Regions from separate parts of the Homo sapiens genome. Here regions 1 and 3 are each linked to region 2. The links are chromatin loops, found by intact Hi-C in ENCODE. Cell type or tissue: CD4-positive, alpha-beta T cell. All regions are shown on one strand.

The links. A loop is a pair of places that touch in the nucleus more often than their neighbours do. Peaks named below come from ENCODE experiments on the same cell type or tissue, not always from the same donor. Only the 100,000 strongest peaks of a DNase experiment are listed, where the experiment ranks them.
Region 1: a loop joins it to region 2, with 2.9 times the contacts of the local background. A loop is called at or near these places in 39 of 110 quality-filtered maps.
Region 3: a loop joins it to region 2, with 7 times the contacts of the local background. A loop is called at or near these places in 3 of 110 quality-filtered maps.

The regions. Positions count from the first base shown.
Region 1 is chr3:18,554,945-18,562,944 of GRCh38, forward strand. No RefSeq gene overlaps it. Among named protein-coding and RNA genes, the nearest start is that of SATB1-AS1, 110 kb to the left of the region's middle. In CD4-positive, alpha-beta T cell, CTCF peaks have their summits at 4,636 (motif pointing right) and 4,844; DNase peaks (open chromatin) are centred at 1,797 and 4,627.
Region 2 is chr3:18,984,992-18,992,991 of GRCh38, forward strand. All of the region lies in intron 1 of LOC107986066 (a long non-coding RNA gene), which reads left to right. LOC105376978 (a long non-coding RNA gene) reads right to left here and starts at 5,001. Exons shown (of 4, transcript XR_001740610.2): 1 at 4,920-5,001; 2 at 217-316. In CD4-positive, alpha-beta T cell, CTCF peaks have their summits at 3,815 (motif pointing left) and 4,015; a DNase peak (open chromatin) is centred at 3,820; H3K4me3 peaks cover 759 bases; H3K27me3 peaks cover 252 bases.
Region 3 is chr3:17,640,563-17,648,562 of GRCh38, forward strand. All of the region lies in intron 1 of TBC1D5 (TBC1 domain family member 5), which reads right to left. Among named protein-coding and RNA genes, the nearest start is that of TBC1D5, 98 kb to the right of the region's middle. In CD4-positive, alpha-beta T cell, a CTCF peak has its summit at 4,705 (motif pointing right); a DNase peak (open chromatin) is centred at 4,719.

The DNA.
Region 1 (8,000 bases), 430 kb before region 2:
AACTTGATAGTTTGATGTTAGAGTTAAAGGGAACTCCTATACTTTTGAAGGGAAACTTTGTTGTTTTGGGCTAGTACTTTAAGAACTCTGGATATGCTTGAGGTCATGGACTCCATAGTGACAGAGGAAAGGTAGCCTCTGGAGGAAAGGTTAAGGCAGAATGGAAATAGGAAGCGCTTCACCAGTTTGTTGTGGTGGTTCCCAGACTTTTGGATTTCTGGGATGAGTAAAATTTTAAAAGTGGAAGAGTAACACAGAATGACTAACTTTGTATTTTACCAAATAAAGATATCAAAAGAGAAAACATTATCTACTATTAAAAGAGAGGAGTATTTATGATAATAAAAGTGAGGATATAATCTTAGAATAAATAAGTATAATTTACAATATATGTTATAATTGAGTATGAAAATCTCACCGTATCTTTTTTTTCCATTTTGCTGCAGTGTGCACCAATGAAAAGTCCATCAGGGATTTGCTCTGCCATATGGGAATCAATGCTCCATCAGACAGCTTTACAAAGCTGCCATGTGTGATTCATATTCGCAAACTGTGTATTATTTTTATTGTCTATTTTTCTAATTTTTTCTCATCCCTGAATCCTTGGTAAAGTTTGGTTTACATATTCTTTCATCACCTCAGTAAAAAAAGAAATACAAATATAATGGACCCTTTGAAACCAGGGTGGTGGTAACTATGATAATATTTCATAGATTTCCAGGAAAATGTAAATCTCAGGGAAGAGAATTTAAGATAAATGTCCAGATGCTTATTAGAAGTAGAGATGTTTCATTGTTCTATCTATTGGAGGTTTGTGGTTCAATTTATTTAAGGAATCTGATGGTTTTCTAATGGACCTTCCCAACATTTCTGGAATTGCCTTTTTAAGATCCCTGAAAATGGAAAGGAATTCCCTAGATATCCCAGTTTATTCCCACACCCTAACACTGAAGAGGAGTCCCCGAAACATTTCAGCCCTCCTCATTTCTTTCAAGCTTACATTGAAAGATATCAGCTTCAGCAGATAACATGTGAAGGAGGCTTCATTGGTTGGGGTGGAGGGGTTCTCCTTGACATTGACCTCACTGTACTCCTTGGCCATCTTTCCTCCAAATCCCCTGGGGCCATGCCTATCTCACTTGTAAAGTCAACAGTTGGTACACAATCAACCAGTTGAAAAGCTGGCAGAAGTACCCTCTGGGGAAAAAACGGTGTGTTAGAAAGCAACGGTTTAAATGAGCAAGGCCGCAGGAACTCAATGACTCAGTGAAGGTGGAAAACCAAGGAGGTGAACCATGGCTCCTAAGTATTCATCAGGCAGCCACCATGTTCATGTGTCAAGGTGTGTGATTGTTTCTAGTCTTAGAAAGGTCAACTCTTTCTTTCCTAGACCACTGGTAATTTAGCTAAAAAGTAAGGTATTACTGTTAGTCAGGGCCTTTGGCCTGCTTTGTTCATCACATTTCCTATGTTGGTGGATGGAATTGTTGAGGCTGCCCACCAGACAAGTTCAATGTGGATACATTAAGAAAACCCTAAATACAGGTCTGCATCCAGAAGCAGTATTTGAGAGTCTATTGAGATTAGTGCTGTAAAATTGAGCAAGTAAACAAATAAAAAAAGGTAAAAATAAAAAGGGAAAAGGCAAGTAAGACTCTGGGAAGTACAACTAATTTGTGGATCAGTCATCCTGTTTCTACCACACAGTGCAGTGTGATCTGACAAGGCTGAGCAAATGTGGTTTTGGCTTTGCACAGCTGAGGCGTTTAACTGCATCATGCTGAGGTGGACTGAAACTTCAAGGGCACCCAGTGACTTATGTGTTTCGTCACCAGTCTGCCCACTCCAGCATTTATCAGCAAGGCAATGCTGTGTGTGTGTGTGTGTGTGTGTGTGTAGGTATATATATTTAACTTCACACCATGGTGTCTGATTTATAATTTCCCGAGGGCAATATTTTTTTACAGCGACTGGCAGAATTTTTTGTTCTTCATTAGGCCTTTTATTAACCCACTGCCAGAGCTCTGTATCCAACCACTCCCAGTGTTTCAGTGATCATATTATCAGTAATAGCATATTTCCTCTGGGAGATATGAATACAGTCTATTGCAGGTGGAATGCTGGGAGGAGGAGGGATAGAGTGAAGTGTTCACATTTCTATCTGCACTCTGCCTTCAGACTCTTCCCACTAAACTTGCAGATGTTGCTGACTAGTTATTTTGATGGTTCCTTAACTTCATTATTATGTATAAGAGCACAAACTTTATTTATTCAGAAAGTTTTGTAAAGCTATGATACCTTCCTCTGTAAAAAGTAGATTTGACCACACATTTGGGGTTCAAATTCCTGAGGTTTCCATAAGTTGTTTGCTATTACCAAAAAACAAAGTCTAGATGGTTAATGGAAGTCTAGATGGTTAATGAACATGGACGAGTTTGAAAAGAGCCATATCATGCAGAGCGGGTGGGTCCTTCCTGTCCGGCTGAAGAACTCAGATAAAAGGAAATATGAAAGCCTAAAGCTTAATTATTATCATCACTGTGCTTCCATTTAGAGAGAAAGAAATGGTCCCAATTACAAGGCTAGCAGAATACTTATGAGGCCTTCTGGTCTCTTTGCTTGCCTTTAGTCAGGACCACATATAAAAACACTTAAATCCTTGGGTTAGAAGAGAACTGTTGGTTTCTAAAGAGATTTTCAGGAAAGGAAGTTCCATAAATTTCCTTGGCATTACATTTAAGCCCCTAACACCACAAACTTATCAAGTATGAACATTTACTAGCAGAGTATACTTGAACAAGTCACTTAATCTTTTGGAATCTCATTTATCAAGTGCAAATTCTAATAAGAACTTATGAAACACATTTTATTGTTGTGAAGATCAAACCAAGCAACCCACTTAAAAAAGATTTTTCAACTGTGAAGTACTACACAATGGTAAACTACTATGATATTAAGCATAATTCCCATTCATGTAGTATCTCTCAAGATTAAATACAATTAACAAAATACACTGAGCACCTTAACAGAGATGGAAAACCAACTGACCTTCTCCCTCACTCCTAGTACCTATATTATATTGAAATAAGAGGGAATATTTTGTAGGAAGAGGGCAAAATAACATGTTCTGTCATTAAGACTTGAAATATTGAGGTCCCTACACTGGGTTATTCATTTTATTCCTTGACTCTGGTTTCTATGCCATCTGAATTATATTCTAAGTGGATAAGAAAAGAAGTAACCTTACCCCATTACCTGAGACTTTGGCTATTATAATGACTGAATCTATCTTCCTAAGATCTTTTTTCAGTGAGTTAACTGGATAAGTATGTTGAGAAGTATCTCCTTGAGTATCTGATGACTTCCAATAATGACGTGAGATTTCAGCCCCCTCACCTACATAATTCTGTTTACTTAACTTTTGTAATTGAGATACTGCCCAGAGAGTGGTGGGGGAATCACTCAGTATTGAAGCCAATTACTGCGTTTGGATAATATTTTTCTCTAACTTTTTTTTTCTTCAACAGATTGTCCATTGTATTTTTTTTTCTTCAACAGATTGTCCATTGTAGAGTCAAAGGGTTTGTGGTAGGGTCAAAGTTTTCAGATATATCCAGAAGATCAGTACTTTAAAATTACTCACTCACAGTTAAAATAAAGAGAAATAAGCAAGACAGGAAATGGGAAAGGAATATTTGACTCAGTAGTTGTGGGTTAGGTGGGCTTTACATGCAGTCATTCTGTGTGATCTGGAGTGACTAACAATGTTCATCTGAATGGACATGGCGTTAGGTGCCTGAAACTGGTCAACAGATCTGTTTTCTCTGGCTAACATTTCCTAATGCTTTATACCTAGCTTGGCCAAAAATGGCCGAGTGAAGACAAAGAAAAAGGGAAGTTTTCGAAGCCTACCTTGACACAAGGAGGGCATCATCTTCATAAATGGTGAGAAGCTAGAAATAGCTTCTACTCGACTAAGTTAACAATCATACAACTAGTACACTAACTTAATAGCATTTTAAAAAGGATTCTGTCCCTTTTCTTGAAAGACAATATACCATCAGCTCCTTAACCATACAAAAAAGCATGACTCTAACTTCAAAGAATAAATTGTAAGAAATCCCCAAAGTTTGACAACAATGTTTACTTGTTACCTACTTAAAAATTTTTTTGAGTCCATTCTTCGTGCCAGACATTATGCCAATTTCTTCTTATACATTATCTCATTTAGTTCTCACAACAAACCTAGGAGTTGGGTACCATTACCATTTTCATTTTTCAGAGACTCAAGAGGCTGAATAATTTCTTTAAGGTTATGTATCCAGTATAAGGCTACATTTATATGATAGAAGGAGAGTCAGGATTTGACTAGTCAGGATTTGACTCATTTCTGTTGCTCTCCAAAGCTTTCTCTCTTAATCACTACAATAATATCTCTCTGAAGAGTTCAGTTATAGAAGACAAACGGAGTAGCAGAAGCAAGTTGTGCTGTACAATTGCTTATTCTCTTGAGGTGTCTCACAGAATCACCACCACACCCTTCGAGAGTGTCCTTAAAATACTGTTTTTTGTCAGCCAAGAATAAAATGGCTTTTGCCTCTGGCTGTTGTTCTCCACACATGCCACAAGGTGGCTCAGTGTAGAGTGACCTCCCTTCTCAGTGTGAATTCCCAGAGGGTAGAAAAGGTGCGGGAACAAATTGCTGTTTCCTGTCCTATTGGATTTCACTGGCACTAGCTTATCTGCCCGATTGACTTTCACTAGCACTAACTCATCCCTGTCTTAAAGAACAAAGAGCCACACCTCGGCTGAAAGCTTAAAGTTGTACTTACTGGACTCAAAAGGAGACTCATTTGAAACTGACCTCAGATTTCCAATGGGAGTCTTTGTAACCACCTTTAGCTTCAAGAGACCAGATGCTCGTTGGTAATTATTTCTTCAAGTGCACAAAACAAATCCAGGAAGAGCTTATACAATTTCCAGCAGAGAAGTTTGTAGCTTAATCAAAAAACATCACACAGACACACACACACACACACACACACACCCCACATCACACACCCCTCTCCCCTGCCAAAACTGGCTGCTCGTAGAGAACACCTGGGCAGATGAGAAGCTCCTTGAGCAATAGATGACAGAATTTGTAAGGAAGGTCAAGGTTTACTAGGTTGTGATCAAGCTCACCCCCACCCTCAACCCCTTATACTTCCACCTTCAACCTTTGGAAGACGAATCTTTTCAGAAAGAAAATTCTGTTCAGACTGTGGAAGGGTACCATGGGGTTTGCCTGTCGCTAAAGCAGAAATGAACTTTTTCACCCCTTTTAAATATTTAAAAACAGAAAAATCTCCTGATAGTGGCATATAGGTCATAAAGTACCAAAAAGTATATCTGAGAATATGTCTGCCTTTGAGATCAGGACTCCTGATCATACTTTGTCCATTTTTATTTGCTTTACTGTTCAAATGTGAGTTACCAAAGTCCTAGCACAAGAAATAACTCACATATCCAATGCCTCAGGAAAGGGAGATCCCTTTAGGGTAGATGAAATTAATGTTCTGTCATTCAAATGGGTGTCTTTAGGCTTAATGTGGTCATCTTTTCCCATGGAACAGGGACAGATCAACTTAGCCCATACATACTGGCTACAAATGACTAATAATAGAAACCCTACTCTTTGAAAAGAATGGGGGTAAGCACATAGATCCAGCTGGGATGTAAGGGCTTGGAAAGAAGTTAAGGAGAATCAGATACTTTTCATCCATTTGATAATCATGACTTGGGCTGACCCTGTGCTGAGACCAGATCCTGTCCAACTATTTTATTCTCCTTCTAAGAAAGAACAAGATATGGACCATTATAGTTCCTTGCTATAAGGCTACATTTTACGTGATTTGTTGTGAGACATCTCTGATCAGGAAGAGAAGATTTGAGATAGAAGGAGACCTTAGAAAGCATATGATTGAAACTTTAAATTCATAACTGTCCCCACACAGAATTACCTTCTATCCTTCCTATGGGCCCTGACTTCTAGATGACCTATATGTATCCATATTGATTGTATCATAGGTAGCAACCAACCCAAGACAGAATTGGAGTTTAGTCTCAGTGTGTGGAACTTGTATGTGTTAGCTGGTTGGGGGGTGGTAGTTGGGACAGCCATTTCCTGCCTTGTAAACTGAGAAGCAGGGAGAGAAGTTCTGAAGAGAGAGAGACAGAGAGAGAGAGAGATAACAAGAGAGATCATGAGGAGTGCAGTGATGAGAGAGGTGGAGTGTTGTGATGAGTTTCTAATTCCCCTTCTCTGTGTCTTTGTAAGGCTGCAGAACTCTATGGGATATCATCACTGTAGCCTCATAAAAAAATTTTGTTAATTTTCTTGCATTTAGTCAGTTTCTGCTACTTGCAATGAAAGGTTTTTTAACTAACACCAGTTTTTGTGTATCTCTTTTATTCCAAAATTGGCAAGAGGCTTTCTAGATTACTTGTGTAGAAGAATAAATGGACAACAAAGAATCAAGGGATAATTATCAATCATCCAAATATCTAACAACTTCCATTGTATACCTTTCCAGTTAATCTGCAGTGGTCCCCAGATAAAACTTTTCTGTAAACCCACTTGTAGTGTTTCTCCAAGTTTGATCCAAAGACCCCCTTTTCCTATGAATCTGCTTGTCAGAGGAGAGGTTCCAAAGTCCTGCTCCCTGTTGAATTAGGCTCCTCTCTGAAGGTAGATCCAGGAATCTGCATTTTAAACAGTGCCTCAGATAATTCTTAAACTCTGTTGAATCTGGAAACCAATGGATTAAGGAATTGATAGGACCTAAAATTCTGTGATTGGTCCAGGGAAAATGAATATGCTCCATTCATATTTCTGATTCTGAGATCACATTCCCTCAATCTTTATTAGCTGGGGTACCTGAGCAAATGTCTTTTTCTTCATGCCTTCTTGACTCAACTATTACAGGCTCACTACTTAGGCTTTTTTTTTCTTCCCTTCTCAATTTGGGTTCTTAATTAGATAGGATTAGCAGGTTTTTGCATACAAAACTCGGCATTTTCTTCTGGCAGGATTCAACTGTGCAACTATACTTGTGACAACAGAGAAAGTTAGTTTGCAGGTTCCCTGGCAGCCATTGGCAAGATTTGGTATAAGTTTTGTTTAAGCTCTTTAAAGCTTCTCTGGCACAGGACCAAGAAACAGGCGCTTAAGAAGGGGGAAAAAATCAATGGGCCAATCAATATGATGAATATATGGCTCCATTAGCTACTTCCCGGTCTTTAGGATCTGGATGATGGTTTCTGCATTTTCTTTGTTTCAGGTTTTTGATGGAAAATTAGATTAGGGGAAACTGTCACTGCCTGTTTTAAAGCTGCCTCATCTTATCTCAATGGCCAGTTTTGGACATTTTCACTCTTGAGGCATGAGAGATTTAAAGAGCCTGTTGGATCAACAAGTCTGTTTTCCTTCCCTAGCCCTCCCAAGAGTTTAAGACCTCCAGAGATGAAATTCAATTGCCTCTAACCTACTCATTACCTGGTGACTTCATTCAGTGAATTATTTTCTTTGCCAGGCTGACTTGAACACTGACCCTGAATTTGTTTCCTCAAGTGCCTTGTTTAGCCACATTTTACAACTCTACTCTTGACTGAGGCATACAGGTCAAATTGTTATAAAGGAAGAAAGGTTCACAAAGTGAATACTCCTCTTCAAGTGATTCTGGAAACTTGAGAGGAAATGATTTTAGGGGATACAGAGGGGCACAAGCTAGTTAGTTTTTTGAGCTTCCATATTGAAAAATAATGGCTCTACATAGAACACAAGCACTCTTCAAAGATGTTTCTGCAAAACATACTTATTCTAGTAGAAGTAGTGCTACTGAGGAAGGTTTTCTGGTACAGGGTTACAGTAAGAACTTCCTAAACTTTTAGTAAACCGAAAAGGGGCTTTTCAGAAATGTCCTCTTCTTTCAGAGAGAGGTTAGATACATACAATGAGT
Region 2 (8,000 bases):
GTTTGGAAAAGGCAGACCAAATTTAAAAATTTCATCAAAGAAGAAAATACAGATACGTAATATTGGTTTTGGCCAATAAATGTAACCTGTTGAGAACAGAGGAGAAAAGTTGATGAGGAAAGAGAGAAAATAGCTCAAAGAGAGAAGCATATGCCTGCATTGGACATTCTGGTTGGGTGATCTCAGAAAGCTTGCGTCAAGGTCCATTTGTCTGACCTGGGATGTGTGGTCACACAAGTCCAGGAACAGTCATTGTTTGTGACGCTGAAGACTCAGGGGCCTCCTTTTTCCATTAAACTGGATTCCAAAGTCCCTCCTGTCAGAAAAAAAAAAAAAAAGAAACACTGCTTCAGCTTTTTTGGTTCTTATTTACAAATTGGCCTGTTGGTCTCTTCTTATCCTAAGCTCCTGAAAGTATCTGGACTTAGAAAATGAGGTCAGTGCCAGAGAAAAGTAAGGCAGAGGGAGCAAGCTACCTCCCTCCTGCCCCACATCCAAGGATCACAAATGATTCAGAGAGCTGAATAAGGCATTGTATATTTCATTTACAATGATTGTACAACAGCTGTATAATCGATGTTGTTGAAGTTATGAATGTTGCTCAGAGTGTAGCATAAATGTCCACAGTGAGCTGCAAATGTGAATAAGAATGGCCCTGCCTGCATAGTAATTGGTATTATTACTGGAATGAATGGGAAAGCCACATATGGATGAATGGGTGGGGCTACAAAAGGGTATAGCCTGAGAGACAAATGGTAGCTTTTCTTTTCTCTTATCCATGCCTGTTATTTCAAATAACCATCCACAGTGGGTGGAGGAAAAGGGATAGAAAGTAGGAATATAGTGGAGAAAGCGTGAAGCTGCTTATCTACTACTTTATATCATGCCCCTTCCTGTCTGCCAGTGCCCACACTTATTAATTATAATAGAGTATATCACACATCCCCTCCTGGAAAAAACAAAATCTGTCTGTTACAAAGGGTAGAAGGATAGACTCAGGTGAAGGGTGTGGGGGTGGGGGGAGACATAGGGAAGAGAAACACTTCAGGTTAATTGGAGCTGAGAATATAAAATACTCGTCTTAAAGTGTGTGCTTCAGTTATGAGAAGGAAAGTGTCGAGATCATAATGTTTTCTGTGCAAGATTCAACACAGCATGGGTGTTTTAAAACAAGCAGCAATCATTTCTCATGGAGAAATTATAAGCAGCAGCTCCAGGCTCAGGACAAGCGCATGGGAGAGCCGTTCTTTTCATTTCTCTAGAAAGGCACAAGGAGAAACACGGTAGTTAGCAGATGAGTCCCTTGAACCAAATGGCAGAGTTACTGACGAAGAGAATTATATAGTTCAATTTACTTATTGCTTTATTCATTCAGAAAGAAATGACACTGAATTCTCCTGGAATTTTACATATTAGGAGGGAAGAAATTTTGGTTTTAAAAATCAAACTGTCTGGCTTCTGCAGAGGTTGCAAAGCAAATTGGTCAACTTCATAATCAGGAAATAACAGAAAATTGTTAAATGATTTATTTGGCAAAGCTGGCTATGTTATTTCTTTTAGAGAAGAGACCTTTTCAGCCTGATACAAAAACAGCCTTTGCCCTGATAGACACAGTTTTTGTTTGCTTGCTGTCATCCTGGGTGCACCTATGTGGCATCTGAATCACTATTAGGTCTCTGTTTAAAGATTCATTTTTTTACCAGAAATAATTTCTCTAGAGTAATAAACAATGCACTGCATAACACCACTTTAAAAATTCTTAGAAATAACTGCAAGGAAATTAGTTACAATTATTCACATAGTTCCTCAAAATGGTAGCACATAAGAAGAAAGAGGGGTCCCTCTCACCCGTTTTTTGAAGACCATCTTTGTTTACTTCATTCCCAAGTATTAAGAGATTGCATGATCCATTTGCATAGGATAACTAACATATACCACATCATTTGCACGTCTGCAAGTACACGTGAGTAACCGTAATTACACGTGACACCAATTACTCTATTACTTTGTATTAAATTATAATGGAAAATTCCACTAGAGAATTGAAGCCTAATTGCATCTTAATTTGCATAATTTTGCATATTAATTACATCTCAGATGAATAATAAATTTCAGCAGATTTTTAATTTATGCATAGACACAAAAACAAGTGGAGAAATAATTTAGAAAAAAATACCAGCAACTATTACTTAGGGCATTCAACTAATTTTGCTTAGTTTAGCAAAACAAAACTTGGTTTGTTTAATATAGCATCTTTAGACTGATTGCTGTTTATTGCACAATATGTCAGTCTTGAAATATAGGTGCAGGCATGATTTTTCTTAATAAAAAAAGTGTTCAATTGTAGCATTTTAAGTTCAGTTTTTTATAGTTTGATAAAACTGTATTGGAGATAATATTGTTTCATTGGAAATATCTTTAGTTGTGATACACTTTGATTGAGACTTAATTTCTGTTGCAGTTATTTTAAATGCAGGGGATTATAAAAATAGAATATAAAAATATCTTTGTGAAGGAGATCACTAATAAAATATATCAAGTGTTTTCTTTCTTGAATTTACTATGAAGTCACTCAAGATTGTTTTAGTGATTTTTGCATGAATGATTCAGAGTGAGAAATTCCATGTGTTTCATTTTGTAGCATATAACAATTTAGAGGAATGGCTTTCAAAGATTACTACTATTTTCTGACTGTTTTCTTTGTTTCTCATTGCTTGCATGGTAAACAGTAACATTTGTTCTTAATTGCTAGAGACCTGGGTTTTAAATTTAGTCACCTTTACTTTGGATTTATTAAATAAACAGAAGGTATATTTCTCAGAGTTAATTAATGCATTTTAGTTACATAGCTGTATCTAGGTTGACAGTCGTTAAAAAAAAAAGAAAAAAAACACCAACTTAGTGTTCCTCAAATGACAATATGTAACTGAAAATTCACTCAGTGTTCCTCAAATGACAATATGTAACTGAAAATTCATTTCGTCCACTTCTTGCCTAAACCCAATCCATATTGCTTTATACCTGCTGCCACTGTTAAAGGATGGGCGGAAACCTTTAGCTCTGCCTCCACTAAGTCTAATACTATGATCATTTGCCAAATTATACAAAAAGAGAGGATGACACGTCCTAATAAATCAGGAAACTGTCAGGATTAATAATCTCAGCCGTCATCTGTTTTCCTATAAAAGCCCTACTGGCATCAAATATTTTCCAGTTTGTTTTGCAGTTCTGTTGGTGCAGAAACTGGACCTGTGCCAGCCTGGTGCCGTGCAACCTCAAAGAAGCCATTCTATATGTCTTTTATCGCATTAGTCTGAATTTCACAATTGTGCTGGTTCACAACGCAGTGAGCAAGAAGTCTTTACAACATATGTTCCCCTTCTCCGGTTACCAATCATTGTTACAATTTGCTATTTGATAGGCAACACTTTGAGCTTAAAGGCTTAGATTTGTCTTTGTTTCCTAATGTTTCAATATTTTCTGTTTGCATCAAAAAAGTTTGCCTCATTCTTAGGCAAGCTAGAACCAATGGAAAAATAAAAACTCACCAGTGCTTTCTTTATTACATGAATTTCTATTAGGTGTTTGACTCTGGTCTTTGGTTTCTGTTGCCAGGTTACAGCCCTAGGAACATCTTTGATTATTTGTATGTTTAAAAGCAGAAATAGTTTAGCTATCTAAAAGAACCGAATCGATGATTGCATGTGTTTTTTCACTTTTTTTGTTCAACCCTTTTGACCAGGTTCTTATATTAAAGAGAGATTTGAGCTGGATGAATGCCTCAAACCAACCCAGTCCTTCCAACATTTAAACAATGGTTCCCTCTTGTGGCTATGCTTCAATAGTGCGATTTAGGAAAGGAGGAAAGTAAAAATCTCGTGACTATAAAACAGATTTTGACAAGCATACTGTAGTAATCTACTTGCACCTTGTATTTAGAGGCATTCCCAGAACTCTCAAGTCTTTCTGATTTATTTTCAGTAAGGTGTAAGTTTTGGTGTTTGGGGTGAAAGAATAGCAAAGCATCCTGATGCTTATTTCCTGGTGGTATCAGAAAAATACTCTCCTATAGGGGATAGAGTCCACATTTTGGGACATTTTTGAATATGTTGAAGTGTATGTTGGAAAAAAGGCAGTTTAGGCTGTCTCTGTAGCTTTAGAAATAAATGTATAACTTCACTATTAAAAATATAAATGATTTCCTAAAGGAACATCCTAAGTGTACAATTAAATCTAGATTATGCTTGTCCTTTCAGATTTTATCCTCAAAGATCATCTGAGAGGGGGTAAAAATCTTACAATTAACCAGCTCCTCTAAGATGATCTTTCCAAGCATCTTTGATATATGCTTTTAGAAATTTATTTTGAGTCAGATTTCCCCAGGGGCCACCATCTTACACTCTCCGAATTACTGTAAATAAAGAGCATTCTTCTGACACCGCAACTGTAAACAGCCCACAAATACTTTCTGTCTGTGTTAAGCTATGTTCAGAACAGCAACAGACATGTCCCTTAAGTAGATTTTTTTTTTCTTAAGACTGTGTTTAATGTAAAAGTAAAGTGTCGTTAGTAACAGAGACAAGAATCTGCACCAAGGTCATATGACTGTATCTACAAAAGATTGCAACCATCCACGCAAGTCGGATGCGATGTGTTTCAGTACACTTCAAAATTCTGAGTAATAAAAATGCCAACTTTCAATTTTACTTTAAGGATCCTTTTGAAAGAATGAAAGCATTCGTACTTGTCAAGCCATTTTCAAGCCACAATATTTCTCATTCACCACAGAGTTTATTTATTTGGAAGTTTAACATGGAAAATGAGGTTCGGGATGGAAACGGACATGATTTCTGTGTGTCGAAGGAGGGTGATAGAGAGCTAGTCGTCAAGAAGCAAGAGTATGGCGATAATATAATTACCGACAACATATCACTTAGTCTTCTGATTCCAAATGAACTCCTTCCGTTCCCTCCCTCATTTAGCACAGGCTCAGGCACCAAGTTACAAGTCTCTTCACTTCATTGCCAGGGCAGCTCCGCATGTTTTGCTCATGAGCCTCCATTTTGTTTAGAAGTGCACACCTTTCTATTGTTAATAAAAACACAGGCAGTTAATTTTTCACTATTCACCTGCAAGATGAGTCACATCAAAAGCTCTCATAAGAGAGGAAGGTTATGTATTAAGGAAATAGGACTAGCATCAACTTAAGTTTCAGCAGATTCCAAAATTAAGAATGATTTTTCCCCCCTTAAAATAGTGAGCTTAAAAAGCAAAGTTATTTCCCATTTTGGTTCTCTGATGCCACTTTCTACCACGACTGGGCTTGGGAGGCACCTTTGCACATGCATTTCCTTTTGTCAGATTCAACCCAGGTCTGCTCTGAAGCTTCCTGTGGATTTAATGCGGAATCCACTATAATTATTTCCCTTGGACTTTTTCCCTTTCTTTTGTTCATTAAAAATGTATAAGACTAGGCTGGGGGTAGTGGCTCACGCCTGTAATCCCAGCACTTTGAGAGGCCTAGGCAGGCGGATCACCTGAGGTCTGGAGTTCGAGACCAGCTTGGACAACATGGTGACACCCCGTCTCTACCGAAAGAAAGGATACAAAAATTAGCCAGGCGTGGTGATGCGCACGTGCTGAGGCATGAGAATCGCTTGAACCTGGGAGGCGGAGGTTGCAGTGAGCCAAGATCATACCACTGCACTTCAGCTCTATCTCAAAAAAAAAAAAAAAAAGACATGATTAAATGAAACAATGACCAGGAGATGTTCCTCCACAAATGTGTAGTGATTGATTACCCTCTTGTGGGTATTAAAAATGTCCATCAACTCGTTTTTTTATATGATCTGTACCATCAAACTGTTAATTGCTCCTTGCATTTGCTCACTTTTTGTCTCTGCTTCTGTCTCTCTCCCTCTCTGTTTGTCTGTTTCTCTCTTTCTTGATGAGATTATCAATGTAATTCACTTGCACAGGAAAAATAAAACCTAAAAAGCCAATTGGCTCCTTACCTTCCTCCTTCATTCTCTTAGGAAATCACAGAGGCACTTGGAAGTTAGCAAAACAAAGAAGGAAATAGGGGAACTGTAACACAGAGGAAACCAGAATTTAATGATCCAGTAAAATGTCAACCAAATATTCAGGCTTTGAGACTGACACTTATTTGCCAGCTTTTTATTAATATTTTGCCAAAAAAAGGTGAAAGAAATCCTGAGGATTACCTTATATTCTGACCATTGTTTAATAAAGAGACTTTAGCAAAAAAAGAACAGGTAGAACATAATCTCAGAAAGAAAAAAAAAAGACATCCTTTTCCATTAGCTATATTTAGTTTTTAAAAATCATCACATTTATCTCATTTTTCTTCTTTTTCTTCTTTATGCTTTTATCAATTAGATCAGCTAAACTTCAATATACAGTAGTGCTAGTCTATAGACCAAAATCTGGAATGCACAAGCTCACTATTTGTTGTTCTTTAGAGTCCTGGTCAAATTTACCTCTTTCAAGAGATTCTTCTTGATTTCCCATGTAAAAATGAACAGTTGTTTCATCTAAGCTCCTATTCATTATTTTATTTTCATCTGTTTTATTTTGAATTTTATTGATACTACACTTACCTCCATCTCCAGATTGTAAACTCCATGAGGTCAGGAATTCTTACTACTTATTCATTTTTTAAGGAGCACTCCATAAATGCCAGTTGACCAAATGAACCCAAATCTGACAGAAAAATATATGATTTATGCACGAGCTGGTTTTTCCTTCCACGGAGCAATAACTCCTGGTAGGCACATAGAAGGGGGGTTAGGAATGTTAGGAAGGGAAATTGATCATCATGCTGGCAATGGCACAGTGCCTAAAAGGAAGATGTAAATTCTCCAAATTGTTCTCTCTATTTACATATGTGTATTTATATATATGTGTGTATGTGTGTATGTGTGTGTGTGTGTATTGAGGGTTTAACTTCCAATCCCCAGATATGTACACACATATGTAAATATGCACACACACATTACACATATATACATCAAGTTACTGGAACTTTGCTCTAATTAAGAACACAACCTGAAGTTTCAATATGGAGAGGAAAATATGTATTTTTTATTGGCCTTGCTCTTGGTTAACCACTTTTATTTTTCAGATTCTCTTTGCTAAACCTGATTCCTGGTGTGCTATGATACAAAGATCTGTGGCTGTCATGGGGTTGCAGATTTTAGCATTAGAAAGGTGTTAGGAATTTATCTGTCTCAGCTTTCCAAATGTATGGAACAGGAAATTGAGACCTAGGAAGACAAAACATCTAGGTCTTCTGACTTGCCAGCCAGTGCTTTTCCCACTCAAACTATTAAATTGACAGAAGGGAAAATCATGTGGCAATTTGTGCTTTTAAAACAGAGAATTTTTAGAGGCAATCTAATTATTTTTATATTACATTAAGAAAGGAAGAAAGGGAAGAAGAGCGAGGCACCAAAATCAAGAAGGTAAGCTCTTTGGAAAACCTGGTTTTCATCAGCTGGTCATAACCTCTGGAGCAAAGACTGGGCCCAGAGGAATATTCCGGACTGATCTACTCTTGGCAGAAACTGCTTTTTGGGTGAGTAAGCCGCCCACTAGCCTTTTTTTTCTCCCATCATCTAGATAAAAATGAGTGTTTAAAAACTGTGCTAAAATTTTCAAAAACACCTTAAAAAGATTCCATTACTTAAAGTGATTTGGATAATTGTGTTCAATGGTAGCCATTATTTAAAAATATAATTAGTTGCTGAACTCAGAGAAGGAGGGAAATTTCTGCAGGTGTTTCTCATTATTTGCTATGCATACAAAATATCTGCATAAATTACCATTATTATTCCAATGTATACTAAGAGACAATAAAGCATTAGCAAGCAAAGAAGAATGTTGTTGACCCACAGACTGTGAGAGAGAGGCCTGGATGCACAGTAATAGTGTGTTGGCCTTCAGTGCTGTTGCTGCACATGTGCAACCGCATTCAGAAT
Region 3 (8,000 bases), 1.3 Mb before region 2:
GAAAACATAATGTCTAAGAATAAACTAATTTAGTCATTATACCTTTTTAAAGATTTCTGCAGTGGAAACAAATGAACAAGTGTTAGTCATCAAAGACTACTACTCATTTGATTCTGCCACAGTCCAAGCTAGAAAAAAATGAAACAAAACATCACAAGCCTCTCTTTAAAGCAAAAATGCAATGCCCTTTTGTCAAGCAGAAAAGAAATAACTTGAAATAAAATATTTTCATAAAGAACAAACTATGGAGTTTCATTATTTCTATACCTAGAATAATACTAATTCAATCAGCTAGATATTAGGCCCTACTATGTGAGAATCTATTAAAGAAATCAAATATTCCTACTAGCCACAGGATATTCTTCCAGGAAATACAAAAATTCTAAATCAATCTCAGCCTTAAAAAAAAAAAAAGTGAAGTAATTCCACACCCACACTTTACCATTTTTCTGCTTTCCTTTCATCTACTACTTGACAGTTATTAAAAGTTAGAACAATTAAGTGAAATTATCGTACGTAATATACTTTATGCAGATATGGAAAATTTTTAAAACAATCCATCTAGGAAGACAGTTAATGTGCTTACTGCTGAGGTATTCTTGAGTGGGTTTTGATTTATTAGGACACCAGGGGTCCTATGAATTAGTCCATTGCTTACTTAAATCATGCCCTTGATCCAGGAAAATCCCATGGTACCATTAACAAAATTATTCACACACAAAAAATACACAAACTACATTCTGTACATCAATAGATGGTGGCTATTGGTTTCATGGAGGGAGTGTGCATAGTGGTTACCAGCATGAGTTCTAGAGCCAAACATCCTGCCTTTGAATCTTGGCTGCAAGATTTTGGGAAAAAAAATTACTTAACCTCTCTGAGCCTCAGCTATGTCATATATAAAGTGGGGACCTAACTCATAAGGTATTGGGAGGATTAAATAATATGATTAATATGATTTGCATAAAGTGCTTAGAAAAGTAACTAACACTTAGAGCTTATTCACTATCATTTGCTACGCACCTTCCTCCTCCTATTCCTCCTCCTACTACTACTGCTACTAATCTTCTACATTCTTTTCTTTCCAATGTAATAAGGCCACCTATGTAACATTTCTCGGCATTTGCTTCCCAGAGCATTTTTTTTCTTACACAGTTTGCTGGAATATTTTATTTGTGGCTGGTTCTAACTTTATGTTAATTGTGCTTTTTGTTTCCTGCAAAAATGCAGTGCCTTACTATTGCTGTATTTAGAATTGTAAATTTCAAATTCTATAAATAAAAAGTTAAATAATTTTACAGGAAGCTAGTCCTGATTATAAATGCAGACTAATGACTTTTTTCCCCTACACAAAAAAGAATAAAATGCAATGTTTTAAAATAGCCCCCAATCTGTTGCTTACAAACAGTATTAGATAGTATTGCTCTTTTATTGATTCAAAAACAGGTACTATTAATTATTGAGTAAGACCTAAATTGGTTAGTTTGTATAGGTTTTGGGTTTATGCTATGAAAATCCTATAAAACTACATCAATTTGGTTAATAATCTTATAACATTTAAAATTTTTTATACTTTTATTTTTCTAGTATTTCAACTCACAACATCCTTCCAAAGGTATTTTCTCATTTAATCAGAGTCAATTAACTGAGGGTGACCATTGTGTTCTGGGCACAGTACTTGGCACACCTCCAGGAGGCACCATTCACAGTGGACTGAAGTGGAAGCAATCTGCAGTTAGGCAACGTGCTCTCTATATATAACCATATATATTATCATGTTTAGTTGATGTGATCTTTACAAACCATATAAGGTAGAGTTATTCCTATCATCGATATTTTATAGATGAAAAAGGAGATTGAGAAAGACAAATTGATTTGCTCAAGATCCCAGAGTCAGTATCCGTCAGAACTAGAATCCAAATACCCCCGATACCTACTATTCACTCACTTTTGATTTGAAGGTCATCTACCATATTTCTAATCTTCAAATTCTTCCACATACTCGTCAACTAACTACAGTGGAGGCCAATTAACATCTCTTTAGAAATTACACAACTCAGGTATCTCTACAATTGTTATCAAAGGATGATTAGGAGAAATGAGACAACAAATTGTGGTCAGCAACAAGTGCTGAGTCTATCCTGGAACTCTGCCCAAGATAAAACCCAAGACATTTCATTACTAAAACTAAGACATTTCATTATAATAGAAGAGCACTTTCACAGTCTCACAGGGTAAGTAAGAACGTACTACATCAAATTTCCAAAAGGGACTTTTTAACTTTTTATTTTGAAATAATTTTATACTTATAGAAAGGTTGCCCAAATAGCACCGAATTCCCACATAACCTTCAATTAGGTTTTTCTAATGAAAACACCATACATAGCTATATTACAGTTATTAAAATCATAAAATTAACATTGGTTCAAACTATTAACTAAACTGTGGGTCTTACTCAAATTTCGTCAGTTACGCCACTAATGACTTTTTTTGATTCCAGAATCCTATCCAGGATTCCACATTACCTTTAGTTGTCATGTGTCCTTAGCCTCCCCCAATCTGTGGGAATTCCTTCTCTTTCATGACTGTAATATTTTTTAAGAGTGCTAGTCCGTTATTTTGTAGAATGTGTCTCAATTTTGAGTTTGTCTAACGTCTTCTCATGATGAAACTGAGCTTATATATTTTTGGCAAGAATATCATATAAGTGATGTGCCCTCTTTGGTGTATCGTATTATATCAGATGTTAATATATCTTATTACTGTTGATGCTAACCTTCATCACTTAGTGTCTATCAGCTGTCTCCTCCATAAAGTTACTATTTTTCTCTTTGTAATTATTAAACATCTCATGAATATACTTTTTAGACCTATACAAATATTCTATTTCTCCTTAAATGTTCACCCTTACTTTTGCTATCCATTAATGAGTCTTGCCTGCAACAATTATTACGGTGGTGTTTGCCTCATGGTGATTTTCTATTTTCCTCATTCTTTATACATTTATTAATTGTAATTTAAAAGAATGGTTTTTAAACTGTATCAAATGTCAAGGTCTCCAAAAAATTATCAAAAAGTTAAATGCAAAAAGCCAACAATAAATGTAGTGGACAACAGTATTTCATATTCAGTCATAATGACCTTAACTCCCTGAATCCGATGTCTAGCAGTTCCTTTTGGAAGGATCTGTGTTTGAGTAAGTCGCTAATGACATCTGTCAGCAGCTGTACTGTTTTGTTTTATATAATTGTAGCCTCATTTTTTATTGCAAGTAATGCATCACGATGCATATTTAAGGTTTTCCAAATAAAGAGTCTTGAGCAATCTATTTTAAAGTAGCTAATACCACAGCACATTTGAGGCTAAGGGGTAAGCATTCCTCAGGAACCAAAACAACGAGGATAGCAAATATTCTGCCCCTGCAAATCTGATCTCATTCCTCAACCTGAAACCTTGCCACATAAGCATAAAATTATACCAGTAAGGAGATATCTCTCAGAATGGTGAATTCCAGAGCTCCAATTTTCAAGACTATTATTCCTATGACAGGATGAGGACCTGCAAACATGAATTATAAGCTTAAATTATTCACTTACTCTTTCACAAAAGGAAAGCCCATCAATCTAATGCCAAAAGACTTCAAGTTTATTTCTAAAGGTTTAAAGAAAGTGGTTTATTTATCAAAACTTTATCCTCTGTGTTTGTTGATTAAATACTTCAGTCTTACACTGAGGTCAAAGAATGTCAACCAATTACTATGTAAGAGAAGTCCTACTTCATAGCACTTAACGTCACCCAGAATACACGGAATTATTTTAATAGGCAATCTTGATACACTATTTATTCCCAAGTATATTTCAACTATTATAAGTAAAACCTACTTAATCTAATATCATTCTTCAAACTAAAATCACAGTAAACTAGCAACTAGCACAGTGCCTGGCACATAACAAATATTAATGAGTAAGTACTGACAACAATCCATAATTTCTTCTAGACTACTTCCACTGCAGGCTACAAAAGTTGAAGTTTCCTTCTGCACATTCAAAAAACTACACATTTTAATTACTTCTTAAGAAAGATATTAAAATGACTCAGAATCTAATCTAAGTGATGTGGAAATATATTCCTAAACTTTATCATCCGAAAACTACAATATTTTTGTAAAGGACATCAAGTCATTTTTAAAAGTGATTTATTTTCATAATGGATATTTGGGAGACAAAAATACACGAGAAAACAGGAAATCCCACTCATAATTCTGATCTTACAAATTACTGTCATGATTAGTCCTGGAAACTAGTGCAAGATTATGGTTGCAGGATTTATGATGACTTCATTTTTGGGTGAAAATTTTAATTTATTCAAAACAAAACAAAACAAAACAAAACACTCTTGGTCTAAAGCATGGCCATGAGCAAGATTTTATTTAAGAGTCTTAACTATTAAACGGGGTCACTGGGGAAGTTGTGGTAGTCATTTTCTGACAGTTGCTTAGAAAGCTTACAAGGTACCTAATTTGTATCTGCATATTCTCTGAAGATAAATATAAATATAATATAGAATACTGCTAGCCTATGCTTTAAAACATTGCTTATTACTGAAATGTCTATTGGAGTAGAGTGAGAAGAAAGAAATTGGTTATGCAATGCTTAGGAAAAACAGCTTCCTATTTTCTCAGATCCCAAATGACCAGAGGAAAAGTCTAACCAGCAGGGGGAGATACAGAGGAGAGTAGTAAGACAAAGAACAGGCTATAGGCAAGAAAAGCAGTTATAATTATAGCTGGGAACACGGAATTTGTTAAAGGAAGTCTACTGTATAATTATACTTGAAAATTTAGCAAGATGCCCAGAGGCTGACTCGCAGCTGTCAGGAACTGGTAACTCTACTTCTGTTCATGCAGCGACCACTTCGGCAACTAAATCCACTATCCAGACATTACTAGAATTGACATTTAGAGTAAAGGAATAGATGGGTGCATGAAACTGTTTTTCTACAATGGATGAAAGCATCCATTTCAACAAAGTAACACTCTCTCTTTAGTTTCCTTTCTAGGCTTAGGTTTCCTCTTTGTATCCTCTCCCTCACAGAACCTAAACATTCTCATAAAAGCTATAATCTAGGTACAAATCTCTTTCTTGAATTCTGACTAGACCATGAACCAATTCTACTACCAACTACAACTCCAAATTCAGCATGCTTACAATGAAACTTATTTCCCACCACCCTCACCTTGTCACAAAGCTCTTTCCCCTTCCCCCCTACTTTTCTATTTCTCTAGTAGCACCAGCATTCTCTCAGGAAAACATGACAACTCATGTCTCTCTTTCCCCTTCCCGATCTCCTACTCTATACTGATTCAAAGCATCAAATCCTATTCGTTTCTCCTTAAAATTCTGTCATCTATCAATGAAAGATGTATCAATGTTCTAATCCCTAGTGTCACACAGAGAATGGGACCTTATTCAGAAATAGGGTCTTTACAGAGGTAATCAAATTAAACTGAAGTGATGAGGATGGGCCCAAACCCAATATGACTGATGTCTTTATAAGAAGGGTAAATTTGGATGCAGACAGACACTCAGAGGGAAGATTAGGTGGAGACACACAGAAAGAAGATGGCCATGTGACTGAAGTAATATAATACATCCACAAGCCAAGGACTGCCAGCAAACAACAGTAGCTGGAAAAATCAGAAAGGATTCTCCCCTAGAACCTTTAGCCTACACTTTGATTTCTGGACTTCTAGTCTCTAGAACTGAAACAATAAATTTCTTTTGTTTTTAGCCACTCAGTTTTTGGTTCTTTGTTATGGCATCCCTAAAAAACTAAACAGCACCATAAACTGAATTTGGACTCAATTTTCTACCATCATCAAGCCCGCTACTTATCTCTGAATAGCATCCCATCCACCGATTTTGTCATGGCAGATTCCTATGCATCATTCTTGCTCCTCTTTCAATTACTGAGGCCTGCTCCCTAAATACTATATATCTCTTTAATCTGTCGATCTTTCCATTTTTACATCAATAATCTGGTTCAGGCAATCACCATCATGCCCCTGGACTAATGTTCACGAAATAATCCCCATGTCCTTGCTTCTCTCTTGTTCATTCACCCTTAGCAAGCGGACTGTTTCTAAAATGCTAATCTGACCACACTTTCAGTGGATTACAGTTGGTAGTATCCATGGTCTCTCAGGATAAAGTCTGATTTTTTTTTAAATTTTAGATTCATGGGTAAATGTGCAGGTTTGGGCTTCTAGTGCACCCATCACCCAAATAGTGAACACTGTATCCAACAGGTAATTTCTCAACCCTCCCCTGTTCCAACCCCTCCCACTTTTTGAGTCCCCAGTGTCCCTTATTTCCATCTTTATGTCCATGCATACATACCCACTGCTTAGCTCCCAATTTTAAGTAGAACATGCAGTATTTTGTCCAAATTGTTTATAATGGGTGAAAAAACTTTACATGTTCTGGACTCCAAAACTAAAGAGAAAAAAAGAGACCATCACTCACTGCTCCCACGTCAAATAAACAGGCAAATATTTTCAGGTTCTGAAACACACCAATGCTTTTCACATCTGCTTGTAACTCTCTTCCCCTTATTTAATCATTCATTCATTTAACACATAAACACAGTGAGTATCCATCATGTGCCAAGTATAGTTCCAGAAGCTAGATAAACCACAGAAAACAAAGCAAAGTTCCTACCCTCATGAAGCTTACAAGCTTACATTCTAAAGACAGTGGTTAAACAGCTGATAAACAAACAAAAATAAATATACACAAACTCAGAAATTATTAAGTGCTTCAGAGAAAAGTAAAGCAAGCTACAGGGAATAAGGGAAGTTGGCGTAGGGAAAGGAGCAAGGTTATGATTTTATATAAGGTGCTCAGAGAACACCTCCCTGACAAGGTGACACTTAAGAAAAGACTTAAAGATAGTGGGGGAAAAATTTCTGTGGATAACTGAGGGAAGGGTTTTCCAGACAAAGGGAAGAGCAAGTGCAAAGACCCTGATGTGGAGCAGACTTGCAGTACTGAAAGACTGTCACTGAGCCACTGTGACTGCAGTAGGGGGAAGGAGCAGAATTAGTGCAGATGAGGTTTTAGGGGAGTCGAATGATATACTGTCTTAAGCCCATCGTAAACTTTTAAAAAATAATGAGCAAAATAAGGACAACAGTTGAACTTCTTAGTAGCCTGATCTGATAATCATTACAAAAGAATGACTTTGATCCTAGGTAAAGAACAAATCTGTGGAGTAAGGAAGCTAGTCCAAAGGGAGATAGCTAAGAGGATTCTGCAAAGTCCAGGTGACAATGGTGTCTTGAAATGGAGTAGAATATACAGATTCAATGCTATTTCTATCACACTACCAACAACATTCTTCACAGAAATAGAAGAAAATATTTTAAAATTCGTATGAAACTAAAAAAGACACCGAATAGCCAAGGCAATCCTAGGCAAAAAGAACAATGCTGGAAGCATCTCATTACCCAACATCAAACTATACAAGGCAACAGTAACCAAAACAGCATGGTACGGGTACAAAAACAGGCACGCAGACCAATGGAACAGAATAGAGAGCCAAGAAATAGGGCCGCACATCTATGACCATCTGATCTTCAAAACAGCAGATAAAAACAAGCAATGGGTAAAAGACTCTCTATTCAATAAATGGTGCTGGGATGACTAGCCATATATAGATGATTGAAACTGGACCCCTTCCTTACTCCATACACAAAAATCAACTCAAGGTGGATTAAAGACTTAAAATGTAAAACCCCAAACTATAAAAATCTTAAAAGACAACCTAGGCAGTACCATTCAGGACATAGGCACAGGCAAAGATTTCATGACAAAGACACCAAAAGCAACTGTAACAAAAGCAAAAATTGACAAGTGGGATCTTATTAAACTTAAAAGCTTCTGCACAGCAAAAGAAACTATTAACAGAGTAAATAGACAACGTACAGAATGGAAGAAAAT